2 separate regions of the Homo sapiens genome follow, and region 1 is linked to region 2. Evidence: chromatin contacts called from ENCODE Hi-C or POLR2A ChIA-PET data. All regions are on one chromosome and are shown on one strand. Each heading gives the region's core, a stretch centred on a gene start or an enhancer-like site at or near the end of the contact. The rest is flanking DNA. Distances are from core to core; before and after follow the strand shown. Region 1 overlaps NCKAP1 (NCK associated protein 1). Region 2 holds the start of NUP35 (nucleoporin 35).

Evidence for each region. Hi-C counts contacts between places; a loop is a spot of excess contacts on that map. ChIA-PET counts read pairs that join two places held with the same protein, here RNA polymerase II (POLR2A). Pooled maps may share reads with other maps.
Region 1: a pooled map shows a loop between it and region 2 (3-fold over the local background). The contact joins the enhancer-like site here to the promoter of NUP35 in region 2. A Hi-C loop is called at or near these places in 2 of 50 pooled maps. POLR2A ChIA-PET finds 5 or more read pairs at or near these places in 3 of 52 experiments (CD8-positive, alpha-beta T cell, endothelial cell of umbilical vein and naive thymus-derived CD4-positive, alpha-beta T cell).

The regions. Positions count from the first base shown.
Region 1 is chr2:182,947,673-182,952,732 of GRCh38, reverse strand. It overlaps NCKAP1 (NCK associated protein 1), which reads left to right. Exons shown (of 31, transcript NM_013436.5): 23 at 231-328. Among named protein-coding and RNA genes, the nearest start is that of FRZB, 84 kb to the right of the region's middle. RefSeq lists an enhancer at 2,631-3,130. Within about 2 kb of position 3,077, at least 8 of the 41 ENCODE cell types and tissues checked have a DNase peak (open chromatin) inside an H3K27ac peak, as active enhancers do.
Region 2 is chr2:183,122,426-183,127,664 of GRCh38, reverse strand. It overlaps NUP35 (nucleoporin 35), which reads right to left and starts at 3,222. Exons shown (of 9, transcript NM_138285.5): 1 at 3,168-3,222. The coding sequence starts at 3,207. LOC124907917 (a long non-coding RNA gene) reads left to right here and starts at 2,708. Exons shown (of 2, transcript XR_007087331.1): 1 at 2,708-2,872; 2 at 2,958-3,748. RefSeq lists an enhancer at 2,404-3,172.

The DNA of each region.
Region 1 (5,060 bases), core at 1,828-4,327, 170 kb after region 2:
TTGATTCTTTAGACTTTTGATTCTGTTGTGACTATTTCATTCAATTATATGCGTAACTGCATATTGTATCTTAGAATTACTTTTGCATTTTGTATTCTCTCTTTCACTCTAGAGACTTTTATCAGGATTTTACATTAGTTTTTATAATGAGATGTTGTATTGTGTTAATGTTCATTTTCTTAAAGTATTTGCTCTGTCGGAAGTATAAAATTAAGTATGTTTTCTTTCAGAAATGAGGTCATTATCAGAACTACTAGGCCCATATGGTATGAAGTTTCTAAGTGAAAGCCTTATGTGGCATATTTCATCACAAGTTGCTGAACTTAAGGTAATATAGTCTTTATTAATTTTAGCTTTTAAACATTAATTCCTGAAAAACATTTCAGGGATATGAGCAACAAGCCTACAATGTTAATTATTTTAATCCAACATGAAAGTACTAATATGAAAATGAAAATTAAATAGCTAGCAAGGCCTTTTTATGGCATCTTAGTTTAGTTTTCTCTATTTTGTAGGTGAGAAAATGGAAAGCGAAAATAGGTGAATTGACTTGGTAAAGGGGACAGAACCTCAGAGTCTTTGGCTTGTGGTCAGGCCTTCATAGTATTGAATCATGATGTTTTCTTTGAAATACCAGCTTCAAAATTCCAGCCAAAGTTAACAATTTGTTCACACTTGCGGTTTGAATGTATTTGCTTTCCATAGATTATAATACAAAAATTACTGGGCTTATTGCTTTTTCTTAGGTAATCTTTTAAATTATCTTATGCCCTCTAAGTTGAATGAAAAATGCCTTCAGAATGCTTAATGTTTCAGTAAAGATGTAAAGGAACTGAAGCAACAACATTTTAAATACCTTTTTATTAGCCTTTTAGAAATATCCTACAGCTACGGTGATTTATATTAAACGAATCTGTATATATAATAACTATGTAGTTTTTGAAAGAATTTGAACTTGGGCCACCAAAACTTTTGAACTTACAAGCAGAATAGAGAAATCATGTTTTAAAATAAACATTTTCTTCGTAAAAGCTTTTTGGTGGTTACTTGAGTCTTGATATTTTAGTTTTTGTTTGTTTGTTTTTTTTTTTTTTTTGAGATGGAGTCTCACTGTGTTGCCCAGGCTGCAGTACAGTGGCACAATCTCAACTCACTGCAACTTCCACCTCCGAAGTAGCTGGGACTACAGGCACGCACCACCAAGCCTGGCTTATTTTTGTATTTTTAGTAGAGACGGTGTTTCACCGTGTTGGCCAGGCTGGTCTCGAACTCCTGACCTCAAGAGATCCACCCACCTCGGCCTCCCAAAGTGCTGGGATTACAGGCATGAGCCACCGTGCCTGGCCAATTTTTAGTTTCTTAAGAAAATGATAGACGGTAGTGGTAAGTAGCTTACAGTTCAGATGTAGCACATAGAGTTCTAAATGTGGTTAATCTGATTTACTGAAAATTGAGCAAATATATAGAACAAGTTAATTTCCACAAACTTAATAGTATTTTGCTGAGTGAATAAATAGCAAGAGTCAGTGTGACTAAAAGCTTAGTATAATCAAAGATTTAAGGAGAGGCAATATTACCCATTGGTTAAGAACTCAAGCTTTCAGCCAGGCGTGGTGGCTCATGCCTGTAATCCAGCACTTTGGGAGGCCGAGGTGGGGGATTGCCTGAAGTTAGGAGTTCAAGACCAGCCTGGCCAACATGGTGAAATCCCCCCTCTACTGAAAATACAAAAATTAGCTGGGTGTGGTGGTGGGCACTTGTAATCCCAGCTACTAGGGAGGCTGAGGCAGGAGAATCACTTGAACCCGGGAGGCGGAGGTTGCAGTAAGCTGAGATCACACCACTGCACTCAAGCCTGCATGACAGAGTGAGACTCTGTCTCAAAAAAAAGAAAAAACTCAAGCTTTCAAGTTAGACTTTCCTGAATTTCAGACCTGTCACTTACAAGCTTTGATTTCGGACAAATGTTTAAGCTTGTACTTTGAGAGAATTTTATGAGATCATGCATGTCAAGCTTTTAGGTACTCAGCATAATGTCTGTTATTTTAGTATTCATTGTATCATTATCCTCTCATTGTTATTTTTAAAGTTTTCTGCAATTATTGTATAAAAGTCAACTTTTAGATGGCTTAAAATATAAAGTTTATAAACTTTATATGGTTGTAAATATACAAACATTGAAATGCTGGTCTTGGTTCTTTACAAGCAGTATCATTCTTATTTATTAGACTAATTCTGCTGTAAATACATAATTTTTTTCTATCCTACTGTTCTCAAATAAGAAATTTCTCATCTCCAATTTTTTTTCTTGTGTTCCTTCAGTATGAGATAATAGAAGAATTATGGCTCTGAAATTTTACTTTAGCCAGCTATTTTTTATTTCAGACTGAATAAACTAGGCACTTCTAGAATTATCTGTATTATTTTTTGCTTTTTTGTTATTTAATTTGATGGATACAGTATCATGGTATGGTAATAAAAATTAGCCTATTTTGAGTCTCTCTGAATTCATTTATATGAACAGTTCCTTAATACTGCAAGGATCTGGCCTTCTGCTTTTCCTTCCTCCTTCACTTTTCTAGCATGGCTGGCCTGATTGCTGTTGTGTCATTTCAAACTACCCTTCACTAAGACATGGTCATAACTTGCCTGTTCGTGACATTCATGTATTTTTCATATGTCACCGTATCAGAATGTCCTTCCTGACCAAGCTTTCTAAAATAGCAAACATCACTTTTTATTCTCTTCATTCAGCTGTATGTGTATCTTAATTGTGACCTCTCATGCAGTGTATTTGTTCATGTCACTCTCACTAGAGTATAAATGCAGTTCTAAACTCTGTTAAAACCTTGCTGCAGACCTAACACATATTAGGCACTTAGTAAATATTTGTTGGATGCAAAAATAAAAATAGCTAGCTTTGTTTGTTTATTTGTTGGAGACAGAGTCTTGCTGTGTCACCCAGGCTGGAGTGCAGTGGTGTGATCATGACTCACTGCCAGCTTGGCCCCCCTGGGCTCAGGCGATTCTGTCACCTCAGCCTCCTGAGTAGCTGGGACTACAGGCATGTGCCAGCAAGTACGGCTAATTTTTTGTAGAGACAGGGTTTCGCCATATTGCCCAAGCTGGTCTCTAACTCCTGGGCTCAAATGGTCCACCCACCTCAGCCTCTTAAAGTGCTGGGATTACAGGCACGAGCCACTGTGCCTGGCCCCAGCTTTCTTAACTCTGTTTTATTCAAGGACTTTTCTAAGATCTTCACTTATCTTATTAACTCCTTTACATCTTTAAAAGAGGTGTTTTCCTTATTTTACAAATTAGGAAAGTGAGGCCAAGAAGGATTAAATAACTTACGCACGCTCACATTTTAGTCAGTGGTGAAACTGAAATTTGAACTCAGTCTGTCTAGCACCACAGATTATGCTAGTACCATGCTACACTGCCTGTAGAGCTGAGAGGGATCTCAGTAGTCATCTAACCTACTCCTATCTGATGAAGGAGCACATGTTGCATTTTTCTAGATGTATTAGCTAGTCTTTTTGAAAATGAGGCCATCTTATCAATTACTGTACATCTCTAGTTTATGTTGATTTAGTATCTAAGTAGTAATTTTTTATTGGTCCTTATTCTTACATCAAGAGGCAGGGATTGCCTTTGACGAGATCACTCTTCACGTATTTAAAAACTGCTTCCCTTCATGTATCATCTTTCTCTTCCTCGTGTGGAATATATTCATATTCAGTCTCTTTGCCATCTTTCTCACTCCTTCCTCTGTACAAACTCTGTTTTTTTTGTTGTCACTCTTAGAGAATAGTGCCCTGAACCAAGAATGAGTTTCAGATAAGGTGTGATGAGTGAGAGTACATTTATCTATTCTGGATACTGTACTTACTGACACAGTTTAAGATAGCATGAACACATTTGGTAGCTATGCCATACTGTTTTCACAATCAACTTGCAATCAGATGAATTGTCTCTTTTTTTCACTTATGCTAACCTTAAACCATGGCTTTCCACATCTTATATTTTGTGAAATTTTTAGACCTGAGTGTATGCTTTGTAGTTTTTCTTAGTAGAGTTTATCTTGTTAGGTATTGTCCATTATTCTAGGGTCTTTTTTTGAGTACAGATTTTATCCTAGTCTTTTAACAATTATTTTATAAACTTAACTATTTTAGCCTTGTCTGTAAGTATGAATGTTATCAAATATATTCTCATTCTTGAGAAGAAATGGAAGGTGCTTATGTTTTAACATTTCTCTCTTATATTTTGGAGTGGCTGTATTCTCGCTCAGATATTAAAATTTAAAGTTAGGGGAATGCGGAACGACTGTAAACAATGTTGACTTTTTAAATATCCTTAACCAAGATGGTTAAGGATGTTAAAACATTTTTTCTTGAAAACTTTTGATGTTAGCTTTCTAGTAATCTCCTATGTGATTCTTTTCTTACTTGACTTTTCATTTTACCTTCATAATAACTTCCATATTTTATTAATGATTTAATATTGTAGTAATATTTTTTGGTATTTGTTTTTACTTTTTTGCTTCTCAAATACTAAATCCTGACTTATTTAAGGATTATGTTTTTCAGAAGGCTTCCTATGAAATATTTATATTTTTAATATTGTGCCTTCATCATTTAGTTCTTCAAAACAAGGTTAATTGTAAGGATTCCATTTTCTGGAATTGTATAATGTTTTATAGTGATTTTGTTTGAGTTCTCTCCTAATAATCCAGATTGTTTAGTATTCAACTACTTGTGTATTATTAAGAACTTGAGAAGGTGTTTATTTGTGACTTTGTTTTCTCAGCCTCTGTGTACTGAGGCATACTTCATACGTATTCTTATATTTTATTACATAAGAAATCCTACAGATCATAATGATGTTTCATATAGATAAATTCAGTGTGTTGTATACTAGTCTGTCTCATTGAAATAAATCTCTAAAAGTTATTCTGTCAGTGATGATTCTAATTTTTTTAGCGTCCTATAAAATTTCCTTAGAATAACCTAATTTTTGAAATTATAGGAACAAAAGAACTTACAGATTTTTGCTTC
Region 2 (5,239 bases), core at 1,973-4,472:
CTGCACTACTTATACATACAAAGCTTAGCATATCAAACACAATGGGTTAAGCTTGCTAAATTGTTTCTTTTTCTTCCCCATAAAAAGTTCATCATTATTGTGATAAAACCGTAACCATGCATATATTAGAGCACTTACAAAATAACAGTGATAACTAGCACCCTAACTCAGAAACATGTTGAAAAGAGTCGAAAACTTATTTTTGTATCTTTTTTCTTAATCATTAGTTTAAGTCAAGAATAATCACAGCTGGGCATGGTGACTCACGCCTGCAATCCTAGCACTTTGGGAGGCCAAGGCAGGAGGATCACTTGAGCTCAGGAGTTCAAGACCAGCCTGGGCAACACACTGAGATCTCATCTTTTTTATTTAAAAAAAAAAAAAAATTAAAGAATCATCATTAAATATCCCCCTAATATAAAGCCAACTTAGAGAACTGAAACCTCACAATTGATACAAAATAAATCCTCACAATCTATAGAGTAGATATTATTTCCCTTATGAAGATGAGTGAGCTATATAATTCTAATTTCAGAGCAAAATAGCAGAATAAGGAAAACAATGGGCTATGGAGTCAAAGATGTGGGTTCAAGTTCTCTCAGTAAAAGGGAATAAGCATAGCTAGCATCCACTAACAGAGCTTTTGTTAGAATTATAGCAAGTATAGCTTGACCTGGTACCTGATACACAGGTGCTCAATAAATACGAATTATTATTTTCTACAAATATTTTATAATAGCAAAAACTGAGTAAAGTATAAATGTAGAATTTGCAATCTCTGCTTATGAAAATAATTTTCAACTAGGTGACAAGCCTGAGTGTGACTCATTGCACTCAGAAGGGTCAAATGTTTGCTATGTTATTTGTATGGTTTTTTATTAACTATTACTTAACTTCTAGATGGCCTTAACAATCTGTTTCTTAATATCCGAAAGCTGCCAACTATTTAGTCTTCCTCTTATTTCCCATTATATTAGGCCTAGATATTAACAATACAAGTGTATAAAAGACAAAAAAAAAAACAAATTCAATAAATGGATAAAGCAAATGCTAAAACAAGGTGTGAAAAACTCTAATTACATTGTAATTATTTTATAAAGTGCTAGTTACTATGTTACATGGCACTGTAGAAATATTTCGTAAGAAGATCCACTAAAATCAAACCAAAAGTCTAAACAAAAGCATATTCTTAACAGATATTCAGAATACCATATTAAACGCAAAGTTTTTGGTAACATTCACTACATTCACTCCCCCTCCCTAAAAGAAAAAAAAATTATAGCAAAATAAAGTAAGAATTGGCTTAAGAAAAGTTCTGATGTATCTGGATACATACAGACACAGTAGAAGGCGCAAGCCTCTAATCCCAGGATTTTGGGAGGCCGAGGCAGGTGGATCGCTCGAGCTCAGTTCGAGACCAGTCTGGACAAAATGGCGAAACCTTGTCTCTACCAAAAATACAATAAGTAGCTGGGAGTGGCGGCACACTGTGGTCCCAGCCCCTGGGAGGCTGAGGTGGGAGGATTGCTTGAGCCCGGAGGGGGAGGTTGCAGTGAGCTGAGACTGCACGACTGCACTCCAGCCCAGGTGACACGGCTGTGTCAAAAAAGAGGAAGGGAGGGAGGGAGAGAGGGAAGAAGGAAGGAAAAGAAAAAAGAAAGCACCAGACAGGAAGGAGGGCACAATGGGCTCTTAATCAGGACTGTCACCAACCACCCCTCAGGCTAAATTTCACTTAAAGCAAACTTAAGGAAAAGATGCTGCATGTCCTCAATTCCATTTCATATTCTGTGCTCCCAAAAGATACGTACTCAGCTAGCAGTTTGTTGAAGTCAACCCTTAGTTTTACTACACCAGTGGGCACCTGGAATATCTGCAAAATGTGGACTTAAACATTAATACTGGCTAATGTCAGATTTCTGGCAAGGCAATATACAGGGATTGGTTTACTCACATTTGTAACCCCAATAAATATGCACTCCAAAATGTTTTTGTTGAATAGAAAAATTTGGAACTGGAAATGAAGAGTTTTTGATCTCTAAAATACATTAAAAATAAATACCAAGACGACATCTATATATAAATTTTAATGCAGAGTATCTGCATTATTGACATTATGCATTTAGTTTTTTTATGACAGACTAAAGTAGTTCAAGTTACTCTATTCTCAAAAAGAACTTATTTTACACCAAACATGGCAAGCATTACATACCCTTCAAATCTAAAGACTCTTTCCACACCATATATATTACATTTGCTCTCTTTTCCAAGCTCAGAAAGTTATAACCTAACTTTTCAGGTAAGTCTCTATGACAGTAAGACGGTTTATTTTCCGTTCTAAAATTTTCGACGATTCTCACAAGTCGCAAAACTCAGCAGGAAAAAAAGAAATCCGCGTGCTGTTAAAGTGGTAGATTTTTTTCAAAGACGACATATTTCAACGAGGCTCCGCAATGAATAATGGGAATGAATCTTTAAAAAAATTCAGATCGTGACTTACTAGAGAAAAATACCTCCTACAATACTTAAGAGTCACTTTCCCCAAATAAAGGCGGGAAATATCGTGCGAACTCCTAGCTTGCTGTTAAGGTCAATATCTCAATGATTACCAACCACACGGTTGATTAAATGTTGCACGATTCAAGCTTCCATTAATAACAAGATTCCTTTGGCAAAGCCCGGGAGAGAGGAGTCAAAACAGGAACTGGAAGCACCGGTGATCAAGAAGCAGTGGACTGCACCCACACACTTCAGGGCACCGCCCACCCACGTGTACCGCGGTCAGTTCCTCCCAGGGATGCTTCTGGGGACCAGCAACCAGCTGGGAATCCAGCAACCAGCATCGCGTCTCGGGTATCAGAAGGAGGTTAAGGTATGGGCCAGTCTAACGTGGCTGGCGTGTGGGGGCACAAACACAGCTCAGTCACCGCCAGACGGCCTTTTCTTCACCCTCCCAGGGCCCTCAGCTTCCCGGCGCCACCTTTGTAGCAGTATGGAGGCGACGCGTCGAGTAGGGGACCGACTATGAACTTGGGGGCACCCAAGGATTCCCTCTCCGCGACTGAAACCAGCAGACGAGAGCCTGACGACTGCCTTTCAGTCTTGCCCGCCTCCAGGCCCAGAGCATGGATGGCAGTGCCAGCAAGGAAAAGCAATATTTCACTCACCTAACGCGGGCCCCTGAGGTTCCACTGCAAAGGCTGCCATTGCGTCGGCAACTACACTTAAAACCAGTACCTTCCCAATTAATTTTCAAAAATGGCGGAAACGCTCCCCACGGGTAACGGCGTGCTACCTTATGGGGTTGCGTAACTTCCGGACCTGCGCTATGCTTAAGTTGTAGGCGCCGGAGCCATTTTGGAATAGGGCAAAGTCTTTGCGCTGAGAATTTCCGAGGAAAGGGTTTTTGCACCGGGAAGGTGGCGAACCAGCGTATGGTTCTGTGAATGCTTTTCATCCGGGAATGCTTCCTGATTTGTGGGTACTTAAGTTACATAGAAGCACAGATTATTTTACTCACGGTTTCATAATTAGCGTGAGTTGACCCAGTGCTCTATCATCGGTCAGCTTTTCTGAGTAGCACCTGGAAAAGTCAGCTTGATGAAAACAGTTGGTGCCTCTTTGCAATGTCGATTTCTGGACTTAGTACATGACGCTTTTTCCTCAAAGCATGTTTTCTACTATCCGTATGCCATTTCTTTTAAATTTTGTGTTATGTAGACAATTTTACATTAAAGCGTAACTCATACGCCGTTTTGTTGCATATTAAAACATACAAAAATATAGCTAACGAACGCATAAAGTACACATGTAAATAATGGAAGATAATTATACGCACCCACGAACCCTCCACACCGCGGAATCTTGCGTGCTTCTGCATGTGCCATCCCTGCCGTCCACGTCCCCTCACTTTGCTGCTTTTCTTTAGGGCATAGTCATACGTAAATCACATACACATATTCTGCATATGTGTGTGTAAAAATATATTGTTTAGTTTTGCTCAAATACTAACTTTATAAAATAATGTGCTACATATGTATAACTGGGGACGTTCTCTGCTCCATACCATGAGGATTATTTCCAAAATATCCACCCATGCTCAGCTATTTCTTCTAGGACTTCCTAAAATCTCAAATGGAGGAAGAATTTTGTCTTTGGAATGAGGCAGTAACAATTCCAGAATTAAATGGTAGGTTCACAGAAATCAAATTTTAAAACCACTCACAGATCGAATTGACTTTTTGAAAATGGGTGTGTGAATTGAATTGTGTCCCTCAAAAATTTATGTTCAAGTCCTAACCCTCATACTTATGAATATGACCTTATTTGGAAATCGGGTCTTTGCAGATGTAATAAAGTTCAGATAAAGTCACATTGGAGTACCACAAGCTCGGTTAACTAAACCAGCACAAATGTATCTCTTACAGTTCTGGAGGCCAAAAATCCAAAATGAGTATTGTAGGGCTAAAATCAAAGTACCAGAAGGACTATTTTCTTCTGGAGGCTCCAGGGGAGAATCTATTACCTTGCTTTTTCAAGCTTCTAGAAGCCACTTATATTTCTTAGCTTGTGCCACCTTCCTGCTTTTTCAAAGCCAACGATGTAGCATCTTTGGTCTGTCTGACACTGCTTTGTTCAGCTTCTGCCATCACATAGCCTTGTGATGACATTTAGGACCCACCCAGGTAATCCAGGATAATCTTACTATTTCAATATTCAGTAGAGGTGATTAAGTTAATAATCACATCTTCAAAATACCTTTTGCCATATAAGGTAACATTCACAGATTCTAAAGCTTAGTGTATGGATATCTTTGGGGAGTAGTCAGCCCACAACACAGGGCAATCCACTTTTTAGAATTAAGCTACCAAGAAAGGTATATCAATGTATAAATTTCTACACACATTGAGGCTAGATGTGGTGGCTCACACCTGCAATCCCAGCACCTTGGGAGGCTGAGGGGTTGATCACTTGAGTCCAGGAGTTTGAGATAGTGAGACCCCACTTCTCTACAAAATAAAAAAGAAATTTCTATACAAATTATGATCTAGCCAAACAAAAGAACACTATACAACAACTAAAATGAATTAGATGGATTTGATATGAGTGTAAATATTAACCTAGAAAGACCTCTGTGATAGATATAATGAAAAAAAGTAATTTGAAAACATGCATGCATATACGGCACCATTTTTATTTAATAACGGGTTTATTTAGGAACAGATGCAGAGAAAGAGAA